Regions from separate parts of the Homo sapiens genome. Here all the other regions are linked to region 3. The links are chromatin contacts, found by Hi-C or POLR2A ChIA-PET in ENCODE. All regions are on one chromosome and are shown on one strand. Each heading gives the region's core, a stretch centred on a gene start or an enhancer-like site at or near the end of the contact. The rest is flanking DNA. Distances are from core to core; before and after follow the strand shown. Region 1 holds the start of ERCC1 (ERCC excision repair 1, endonuclease non-catalytic subunit). Region 2 holds the start of RTN2 (reticulon 2). Region 3 holds the start of GEMIN7-AS1 (GEMIN7 antisense RNA 1).

Region 1 (3,232 bases), core at 151-2,650, 330 kb after region 3:
CATCCCAGCACTTTGGGAGGCCGAGGTGGGCGGATCACTTGAGGTTCGAGACCAGCCTGACCAACATGGTGAAACCCGTCTCTACTAAAAATACAAAAATTAGCCAGGCGCGCTCCTGTAATCCCAGTTACTCGGGAGGCTGAGGCAGGAGAATCGCTTGAACCCAGGAGGCAGAGGTTGCAGTGAGCCGAGATGGTGCCAGTGCACTCCAGCCTGGGCAAAAGAGCGAGACTCTGTCTCAAAAAAATAAATAAATAAATAAATAAATAGAGTAGGAAGGTCCTCTCCCCCATCATGCCCTACATCCTTAGCCCACTTTCCTTTTCTTCATAGCCAATGCTCATCACCCGTCGATTGTTTTCCCTTGGGAAGGAGATTTCAATATTGCCAGGTCCTTCCATTTACCAAAATATGTCTAAAGTGTAGATTTTTTTAAGATTGCAAAACCTGGCGATTCTTAAACACGAGCAATAAATTCATGTCTTGAAAAATCAGGGTGCTGGCCTCGTAAAACACATCAGGGGCTACCTGCTGAATGCCAGTGTCTGGCCTCTGCCTTAGCCCTCTCTTAGAACCACCCATCCATTTCACAGATGGGGAAACTGGGACCTGGGGAGGACCAAGGACTGTTTCCCCAAGTCGTCCGTGGCCCCCAAATCCACTAACCCACACCCTGGTCCCACAGGCCCCATCCTATCCTCTTCGTCCTAACAGCCCCCAGCCTCCCAGGGGCCCCGCATCTCCTTGTCCTACCACTCCAGGAGGGACCTCATCCTCGTCGAGGGGTATCACAAATTTCTTCCTTGCTGGCGGCCCTGAGGGCTGGGGCACCCCCTCTTTGTCCTTCCCAGGGTCCATCTGGAGCCTGAAAGGGAAGGTGCCAGGAGCGAGTGAGCCACTGGCGTCTACGTTCTCATCCCGCAGCAGGAACCCCCCACTCACAGCCGTCCCCCACAAAACTCCGAGAGCTCCATAGCGTCAGGTCCCCAACACCCAGCGCTAGAGGCTCTGTAACGCCACGCCCCTTTGACCTCCACCTTCGGCTCGCCCCGCCCCTTACAGGTCCACAAGTCCCATCGCTCCGCCCCTCGCCCCCACCGGATTCTATTGGCTCCGTCCCCACCATCCCCCGCCTTCCGTTCGTCCGGCCCCCGAGGCTAGCATCTGGACGCCCTCCCCACGCCTGGCCTTGTCCATCTCTCAGACTCGGCAATGATTGGCTTCCGCGGCGCCAATCTCCACCCGCAGTCTCCGCCTCCCGCACCTGTGGTCCGGGCCTCACGGTTTCAGCGCCGCGAGGCCTCACCTGCTGGTCTTGGAGCCTCAAGGGAAAGACTGCAGAGGGATCGAGGCGGCCCACTGCCAGCACGGCCAGCGTGGCCCAGGGCTCGCAGCACTTCCGGCCTCTCTGGCCCCGCTCCCCAGGAGAGTAGAGCATAGAGCAGGGCGATCTCTGTACAACTCTCTATGGTTCTGGAGGACCGCGGAGGTCGTGGGAGGAGAGAGATGTGGCCTGAGGATCTGGCTCCCAAACTGTTAAGTTTCAAAGCCCTTACTGAGCGCTTCTGTGTGCCCAGAATCCTGGCAGGGCTCAGTGGAGAACAGATCGCAGGAGATCCAACTTGGTCCCTCCTCTCAGTAAGGAGAGACTTAAGTTTGAATCCAACTCAGACATTGACTTGGCTTCAGTTTCCTCATTCATTCATTTATTCCACACCTATTCCCCCCACGCGCTTCCTCTCTTCCCGGTCCTGTGCGAGTCCGTGCTGGTGACACAGCAGTGACCAACGACAGCCCCGTGTTGTCCTCCCGGAGCTTACGGTTCAGTAAGGGACACAGACACGTTCCCAGTGCTGACCCAGAATGGGCAGGTCTGGGATGGGAGATCCCGGGAGAGCCGTGGGATGGGGGTCAGGGGGAGCGCCTGACTCAGCCCCGGAGTCCGGAAGGGCTTCCTGGAGGAAGGGACATCTGAGCAGGGGCCTGGCTGATGAGTTAGTATTAGTCACTTCCTGAAAGGATAGTATCACACTGTTCTAACTTGCAGCTCTCTGATTACTAAGGAAATGGAATGTTTTTTGTGAAAGTATTGGTCTTGTAAATTTTGTCTTCTGTGAATTGCTTGCTCATATTCCTTGTCCATTTTTAAAATGGGTTGTATGGCTTTTTTATTACTATTAATTTCTAGGGGTACTTTATGGATTCTGATTCTAATCCTTAGTTACCCATATTGCAAACATTTCCTCCTAGTTTCTACTTTGGGCTTTAACTTTAGTTATTTTTGGCACAGAAGTTATTTGTGTTTATGCGCAACTATTTATCAATCTGTTCCGTTCTGACTTTTGCTTTTGGTGTGTTAAGAGCCCTGCCATAACCCAGGGTCATAATGATAAATTCTTTTTTTTCTTTTTTTTTTTTTTTTCGAGACGGAGTTTCGCTCTTATTACCCAGGCTGGAGTGCAATGGCGCGATCTCAGTTCACTGCACCTCCCCCTCCCGGGTTCAAGCGATTCTCCTGCCTCCTTAGTAGCTGGGATTACAGGCATGTGCCACCATGCCCGGCTAATTTTTTTTTTTTTTTTTTTTTTTTGTATTTTTAGTAGAGACGGGGTTTCACCATGTTGGCCAGGCTGGTCTCAAACTCCTGACCTCAGCTGATCCTGAGGTCACTTTGTGACCTCCCAAAGTGCTGGGATTACAGTGCACGGCTATAATGATATATTCTATCATTTCTTTTATCTACGTAAAAGATAAAAGCCCCGTGTTGTCCTCCCAGAGCTTACAGTTCAGTGAGGGACACAGACACGGTCCCAAACAGTAATGACCTAGAATGAGCAGGTCATCTGGCTTTAATCTATGTAAGATTTATTTATTTATTTATTATTTTTTGAGATGGAGTTTTGCTCTTGTTGCCTAGGCTGGAGTGCAATGGAGCAATCTAGGCTCACTGCAACCTCCGCCACCCACATTCAAGCAGTTCTCCTGCCTCAGCCTCCCAAGTAGCTGGGATTACAGGCTAACTTTTGTATTTTTAGTAGAGACGGAGTTTCACCATGTTGGCCCTGCTGGTCTCGAACTCTTGACCTCAAGTGATCTGCCCACCTCAGCCTCCCAAAGTGCTGGGATTACAAGCATGAGCCACGGTGCCTGGCCAAGATTTATTTTTGAAAGTGCACCGAGGTCGTTGTTTATGAGTGATGTAACCAATTGTCTCAAGTTGACCAAAGGTAGA
Region 2 (3,154 bases), core at 17-2,516, 410 kb after region 3:
CTGGAGAAGAGTGACTGAGGAGGAGAGGAGTGGGAGGTGAGAACAGAGAGGTAAGGGCGGTGGGGAGAGACAGACGAGGTGGTCCTCCCTTTGTAATCTGAAGTTAACGACAAGATCATAGAATGTTGGGATGATACTCGAAAATGCTGAAATCACCAATTCTTAGAATTTTGGCATCTGGACACGCGAGACATGGAAATGGCTAGATCTAAGGGTGTTGAAATCCCCAGCTGTCAGAACCCCCATGTGTGGGACAGAGAACGGTAGACATGGACTGTTATAGCTGTGAGCTCAGAGATTGTGAGGCTAGGCGTTTTCAGCTGGGAATCCAGCCCCTTAGAGCTAGTTCAGAGCTTTGCACATAGATGATGCTCAATGCGGTTTGGAAATTGAAATCTGACGCCCTGTGCCCTCACCTCGTTTCCTCAGCTGGGGAATAGGAGGCCTGGAATGGTGTGGGTCTTCCCCAGGATTACCATTAACCAGTGGTAAAGACCGCTAAGAACCCATGAGTCCTTGCCCCCAAACCACGGATGGCTGTTTTCCCGGGACAGGGTTGGACAGTTTGGGCGAGGTCGGGGCTGCCTCTTGGACAGAAAACGGGGATGGGATGCGAAGGCAAGTGATTGGGAGCCAGACCCCTGTTTTCCATCCTGGCTCTACCCTCCGTTCAACCCCCTCCCCGCCAGCTGCGGCCAGCACCAGAGCCAGGGGACAGCTCCCCGCGCGCGTCCTCGCTCCCGGGCGGGGCCGGGCGGTACGTCCCAGAGCGCAGCGCGCCCCCCGCCTGCTGTCTCAGTGCCCCCTCACCTCCGCCCTGTTTCGTCCAGGTCCTCCGGGTCAGGCTACCCCCGTCGCCGCCAGAGCGCGGGGGAGGGGAGAGCTTCCTTTGTCTCCTATGCCTCCTCCCCCCATCCCGGCTCTCCTGCGGGCAAGCGCCGAGGGGACACCGGGGAGTACCCCACCTGAACCTCTGGGGCCCACACCAGGCCCCAGTCTTCCTCTACTCACTGCAGTGGGCGAAGACCGGCAGGACCTGCCCCATGGCCCCCCTCGGGCCTGCATCGGGACCCCCGCCCACTCCGGCTGTGCCGCCCTGGGCCCGGGGTCGCGGGCGCTCATCTCCGCCGCGCCCACGACGCCGCTGCCATTCTCGCCGCCTCCTCCTCCCGGGCTGCTCCAGCCGCCGCCGCCGCCGCCGCCGCCGCCGCCGCCCTGGTGCTCGGCTCGGCGGGGGCGGGCGGGGCCGAGGTGGGGAAGGCACTGCAGCGCGCGGCCGGGGGCGGGGCCAGAAGACGGGCGGGGCGGTACCAGAGGGAGGGTGAGGGGCGGGGAAACGCCGAGGATCAGGCGGAGGGGCGTGGCCTTCTTACTAAAGGGGCGGAACCAAGAGGGTGGGCTACGGAGCCAGGAAGGAGGGGAAAGCGGCCTGAAGGGCGGGGCCTAGATCGCAGAGGGCGCAGCCTTTAGGGGAAGAGGGAAGGAGGCCTGGAGTCTGGCGAGGGACTTGGGAGAGGATGGTGAACGAGCCACGGCAGAGAGGATGAGAGCGTGGATCCCTGGGTGGGTTGGGGTGGTGCTCGGGGTGCCATTGAGGAGGGGGTGGAAAGATTCTAATGCTCTGAGGTAGGGTCCGAGCCTAGATTTGCAGAGGGAGCGAGAAAGGGGGCCGAATGAAACGATTCAGAAACTTTTGGGGCACGCGGAGGAGCTCAAACGTGGGCAGGGCTAAAGCAACAGGGAATTATTCAAATATAACTGGGTGGGGTCGGATTCCAGGCGATTCCAGGTCTGCGAAAATTAGAAGGGTCTGGAGCTGTGTGCCTGAATCCTGGATGGGCGGGGCCTGGAAGAGAAAATAAGCGAAGCCCCAGAGGGGAGGGGTCGAACTAAAAACAGTAAAGAAAAAAAAAATATGTATATATATATATATATATATATATATATATATATATATATATCTTTTTGAGACAGGGTCTCGCTCTGTTGCCCAGGCTGGAGTGCAGTGATACGATCACGGCTCACTGCAGCCTCGACCTCCCGGGCTCAGGTGATCCTCCCACCTAAGCCTCCTGAGTAGCTGGGATCACAGGTGTGTTCCACCGCGCCTGGCTAAATGTTAATTTTTGTAGAGACGGGGTCTCGCTATGTTTCCCAGGCTGGTCTCAAACTCCTGGGCTTAAGCGATCCGCCTGCCTCGGCCTCCCTAAGTGCTGGGGTTATAGGCGTGAGCCACCGCGCCCGGCCAAGTATGGTATTTACAGGTTTTGAGGCTGGGGGCTGTACCACTGAGGTGGGAGGAGCTTGGACTGAGTGTTGTGTTGAGAACACAGATTCTAGAATTAGTTTCCCTGGAACACCGGTTACTTCTGTGACTCTGTTTCTTCTTCCATATGTAAACTGGAGATGATGATGTATAACAGTGTGTGACACATTAGTACTATGTAATAGTTTGCCACTGGTACAGTATTATCTTTTTTCTTTTTTTTTCCTGATTCAGATCCCAAACCCCGCTTTGTAGGTGCAGGAAACAGGAGACCCAGAAGTGTAATTCCTTCTAGTGACCCGCCTAAAGAGCAGGTCAAAGGACAGGAAGGAGATTTAGATGGTTTAAAATCTCACAGCGGAGGGGATTAATGGAGGGGGCGGGCAGGTGTACAGGGTGGAGCCTTCCTGATCCCAGGGCTGAAGGATGGCGGTCCTGGCCCGCCAGCTGCAGCGTCTCCTCTGGACCGCTTGCAAGAAAAAGGAGAGGGAGAAGGAGGGGAGGGAGGAAGAGGAGGAGGAGGAGGCGGGGCGCAGGGCCCCCGAAGGGCCTCGGTCTCTGTTGACAGCGCCGCGCCGCGCCCAGCGGCCGCACGGGGGTGCCGAGGCGTCTGGGGGCCTGCGCTTCGGGGCGAGCGCAGCGCAAGGCTGGCGCGCGCGCATGGAGGATGCTCACTGCACTTGGCTTTCGTTACCTGGTCTGCCCCCGGGCTGGGCCTTGTTTGCCGTCCTCGACGGCCACGGTGGGGCTCGAGCTGCCCGCTTCGGTGCACGCCATTTGCCAGGCCATGTGCTCCAGGAGCTGGGCCCGGAGCCTAGCGAGCCCGAGGGCGTGCGCGAGGCGCTGCGCCGAGCCTTCTTGAGCGCCGACGAGCGCCTGCGCTCCCTC
Region 3 (3,246 bases), core at 702-3,201:
TCAGTCTTCTGAGTAGCTGGGACTTCCACGAGTACATTGTCAAGCCTGGCTAATGTTTTTTATTTTTAGTAGAGACGAGGTCTTACCATGTTGCCCAGGCTGCTCTTGAACTCCTGAACGCAAGCAATCCTCTCACCTTGGCCTCCTGAGGTGCTGGGATTATAGGCATGAGCCACCATGCCTATCCCTGTTGTCCTTGTTTGGCCCAGAGGCTGGAAGATCACTTGAGGCCAGAAGTTCAAGACCAGCCTCGGCAACATAGTGAGACCCTGTCTCTTTAAAATTTAAAAAAAAAAGAAAAGGAATAGCACAGAAGTGGTGCCCTGCCTTCTTAGTGTCCCATTCCTGGAGATGTTGGCTTTGATCACTAAGTTAAGGGGGTGCATACCAGGTTCCTCCAGTATAAATTTGTGTTTGCCCTTTACAGTGAATGAATATCTTATAAGTCTGTTAAGACTATGTAGATACCTTATACTTCATCAAACTCCCATCCATGCTTTTTTTTTTTTTTCTTTTTTTTGACACAGAGTCTCACTCTGTCGCCCAGGCTAGAGTGCTGTGGTGCGATCTCTGCTCACTGCAGCCTCCGCCTTTTGGGTTCAAATGATTCTCCTGCCTTAACCTCCCGAGTAGCTGGGACTACAGGCGCATGACACCACACCCGGCTAATTTTTGTATTTTTGGTAGAGGCGGGGTTTCGCCATGTTGACCAGGCTGGTCTCGAATTCCTGACCTCAAGTGATTCGCCCACCTTGGCCTCCCAAAGTGTTGGGATTACAGGTGTGAGCCACCGCACCCGGCCCTATCCACACATTTTTGCATCTATTCCTTTTATATTTATTTACTTGCCAGTCTACAGTAAGGATTATATTTTCCTTCTCTTCCTTATTTATTCATTTATTTATTATTGGTATGGATTCTGGATTTCTGTTTTATCCAGTGGGTTATAATCTGTAACTATCATTATTGTATTGTTCAAATAATTCCAGATTTGGCCACTGGGAGCCCTTTCAAGCTAGCTCATGTGTGAGTGGGAATCTATCTAGAAGATAGAATTTCCTGATGGATTGGGTGGGTTGTGTGTGAGAGAAAGCTGGGGTTTATTCTTTTTTTTAGAGACAGTGTCTCACTCTGTCACCCAAGCTGGAGTGCAGTTGCACAATTACAGCTCACTGCAGCCTCCATCTCCTGGGCTCAACTAATCCTTCTCCCTCAGCCTCCTGAGTAGCCCAGCTAATGTAAAATATATATATATATTTTTAGAAATGGGGTCTCGCTATATTGCCCAGGCTGGTCTCAAACTCCCAGCTTCAAAGTGATCCTCCTGCCTTGGCCTCCCAAAGGGCTGGGATTACAGGCATGAGCCACCATGCCTGGCCAGGTTCATCTTTTGGCAAATATTTATTGCCTATAAGTTGAGATAAAAACATTATAAAAGCAGACAAAGGTCCTTGCCTTCACGGGGCTCATGTTTTTGTGCATGTGACACTTTTGTTTCTGATCCAAGCCATTGGGGGACGATGGCACAGATTTTAGGAGGGTGGATCAGTCTGGGGCAGGTGCAGTGGAGCTGCCTGGTAGACCAGCCTCTGCTTCCACTCCTCCCTCCTCCATTAGCCCCATGCTTACCATGTAATGACTTCCTGCTCTTTTTCTTCACTCAACAGCCAAGACAATGCAAACTCCAGTGAACATTCCCGTGCCTGTGCTCCGGCTGCCCCGGGGCCCTGATGGCTTCAGCCGTGGCTTTGCCCCTGATGGACGCAGAGCCCCCTTGAGGCCAGAGGTTCCTGAAATCCAGGAGTGTCCCATAGCTCAAGAATCCCTGGAATCCCAGGAGCAGCGGGCACGAGCCGCCCTTCGGGAGCGTTACCTCCGCAGCCTGCTGGCCATGGTGGGTCATCAGGTGAGCTTCACGTTGCACGAGGGTGTGCGTGTGGCCGCCCACTTTGGAGCCACCGACCTGGATGTGGCCAACTTCTACGTGTCACAGCTGCAGACTCCCATAGGTGTGCAAGCAGAGGCGCTGCTCCGATGTAGTGACATTATTTCATATACCTTCAAGCCATAAAGATATTGTGTTCACTTTTCTGCTTGAGGCTAAGGCACTGTATCCCAGGCCTCCCAATGTTCCCGAGCCAGGAACTCTGGGCCCCATGGAGTTATGAGCTCCCTTGGAATTTTGAGCCAAGCTTTAAGCAAGTCTGGACTCCTGAGACCTCCTGGGTCTAGTCAGTAAAATTCTGCAACTCTAGGAATTCTAAGATCCCATTGGAAGGAATGCTCTACCTCACAGAACTCTGAACCCTACAGAAATATGGGCCTGCTGCCATTTCCTGAAGACCGGGGCATCGGGGTGGGGTGATAAAGGATACAACCTGCACAGGGGGAAGTTATTAAAGAGGCTGCAAAGTCCAGCCACCCTGAAGATACTCCCCAGTGCTCCCCTCCTGCTAAAGAACCAGTTACCCCAGGAAAATTCGACTCCTGTTTTTCTTTAATTAACTATACCGACGGGGATGGAGTCATCTTTAGGGGCTGGTAGGGTGGTTATCCAAGGGCTGAATCCAGTGGAGCTGGGCCAAGTACGACAGGAGTCCAGATAAAGGTGTAGGGGCTGCACGGCCGCAAGTCTCCTGGAAAGGCTGGAGTGACCGGCATGCCGGGATTGGGAGATTAGGATTTGATTTCATTTTGGGGCGGGCGGTGGCTCGTGCTGGGTCACGTGGTCGTGCCCAAGCGCTCCTCCTGTTGCCCCACCTGTGGTTGCTGTGGACTGCACACGACAGCAGATTCGCTGTCCCCTCGTTGGAGGCGAATGGTCGGACCCCGAGTGGCGGCGCCCCTGATAAAAGGCCGAGGATTCGCGATCAGGGTGCAACTTCACTCCCTCCTCTTTTCTCTCCAGCCTTGCAGCGTGGCCGTTCACATCACGCGCTTCACTAAGCCTCCTATCACTAGTAACCTTTCAGCGCATTGTTTAAAAAGAAAGCAGTTTCTGTCCCTTTCTGTAGTTCCTTTAAGTTCAGGATGTAAGCGAAGCCTTCCATTAAGTAAAGGTGAGTGTCGTTTCGTCTCAGTCGCGAAAGTGCGGCGGCCGATGATGAACCGCGCCAGGAGCAGCCTCAGCGGCCATCAGTCCATTCGCAGCGCCGGCTCCGCCGAGGCCCGGACTTAGCTCTCGAGTTGCCTTGGCGACGACGCAGCTCGCTCCGCCCCAGTTCCCTTTTATGGTTTCAGCCCCGC

What was found. Hi-C counts contacts between places; a loop is a spot of excess contacts on that map. ChIA-PET counts read pairs that join two places held with the same protein, here RNA polymerase II (POLR2A). Pooled maps may share reads with other maps.
Region 1: a loop to region 3 is called in a map with no recorded cell type, with 13 times the contacts of the local background. The contact joins the promoter of ERCC1 here to the promoter of GEMIN7-AS1 in region 3. A Hi-C loop is called at or near these places in 2 of 37 single-sample maps with no recorded cell type and 6 of 50 pooled maps. POLR2A ChIA-PET finds 5 or more read pairs at or near these places in 1 of 52 experiments (activated CD8-positive, alpha-beta memory T cell).
Region 2: a loop to region 3 is called in a pooled map, with 6 times the contacts of the local background. The contact joins the promoter of RTN2 here to the promoter of GEMIN7-AS1 in region 3. A Hi-C loop is called at or near these places in 1 of 168 maps with a recorded cell type or tissue (GM12878), 5 of 37 single-sample maps with no recorded cell type and 11 of 50 pooled maps. POLR2A ChIA-PET finds 5 or more read pairs at or near these places in 3 of 52 experiments (HEK293T, activated T-cell and naive thymus-derived CD4-positive, alpha-beta T cell).

What each region holds. Positions count from the first base shown.
Region 1 is chr19:45,422,517-45,425,748 of GRCh38, forward strand. ERCC1 (ERCC excision repair 1, endonuclease non-catalytic subunit) reads right to left here and starts at 1,401. Exons shown (of 10, transcript NM_001983.4): 1 at 1,265-1,401; 2 at 754-865. The coding sequence starts at 858. RefSeq lists enhancers at 1,387-1,476, 1,537-1,586, 1,835-2,129.
Region 2 is chr19:45,495,781-45,498,934 of GRCh38, forward strand. It overlaps RTN2 (reticulon 2), which reads right to left and starts at 1,267. Exons shown (of 11, transcript NM_005619.5): 1 at 1,012-1,267. The coding sequence starts at 1,045. It overlaps PPM1N (protein phosphatase, Mg2+/Mn2+ dependent 1N (putative)), which reads left to right and starts at 2,663. Exons shown (of 5, transcript NM_001080401.2): 1 at 2,663-3,154. The coding sequence starts at 2,693. RefSeq lists silencers at 1,166-1,475, 2,891-2,960.
Region 3 is chr19:45,088,440-45,091,685 of GRCh38, forward strand. GEMIN7-AS1 (GEMIN7 antisense RNA 1) reads right to left here and starts at 1,952. Exons shown (of 2, transcript NR_134887.1): 1 at 1,630-1,952. It overlaps GEMIN7 (gem nuclear organelle associated protein 7), which reads left to right. Exons shown (of 3, transcript NM_024707.3): 3 at 1,668-3,079. The coding sequence starts at 1,676. The coding sequence ends at 2,071. RefSeq lists silencers at 1,237-1,410, 3,111-3,246 and enhancers at 1,352-2,347, 2,348-3,246, 2,953-3,002.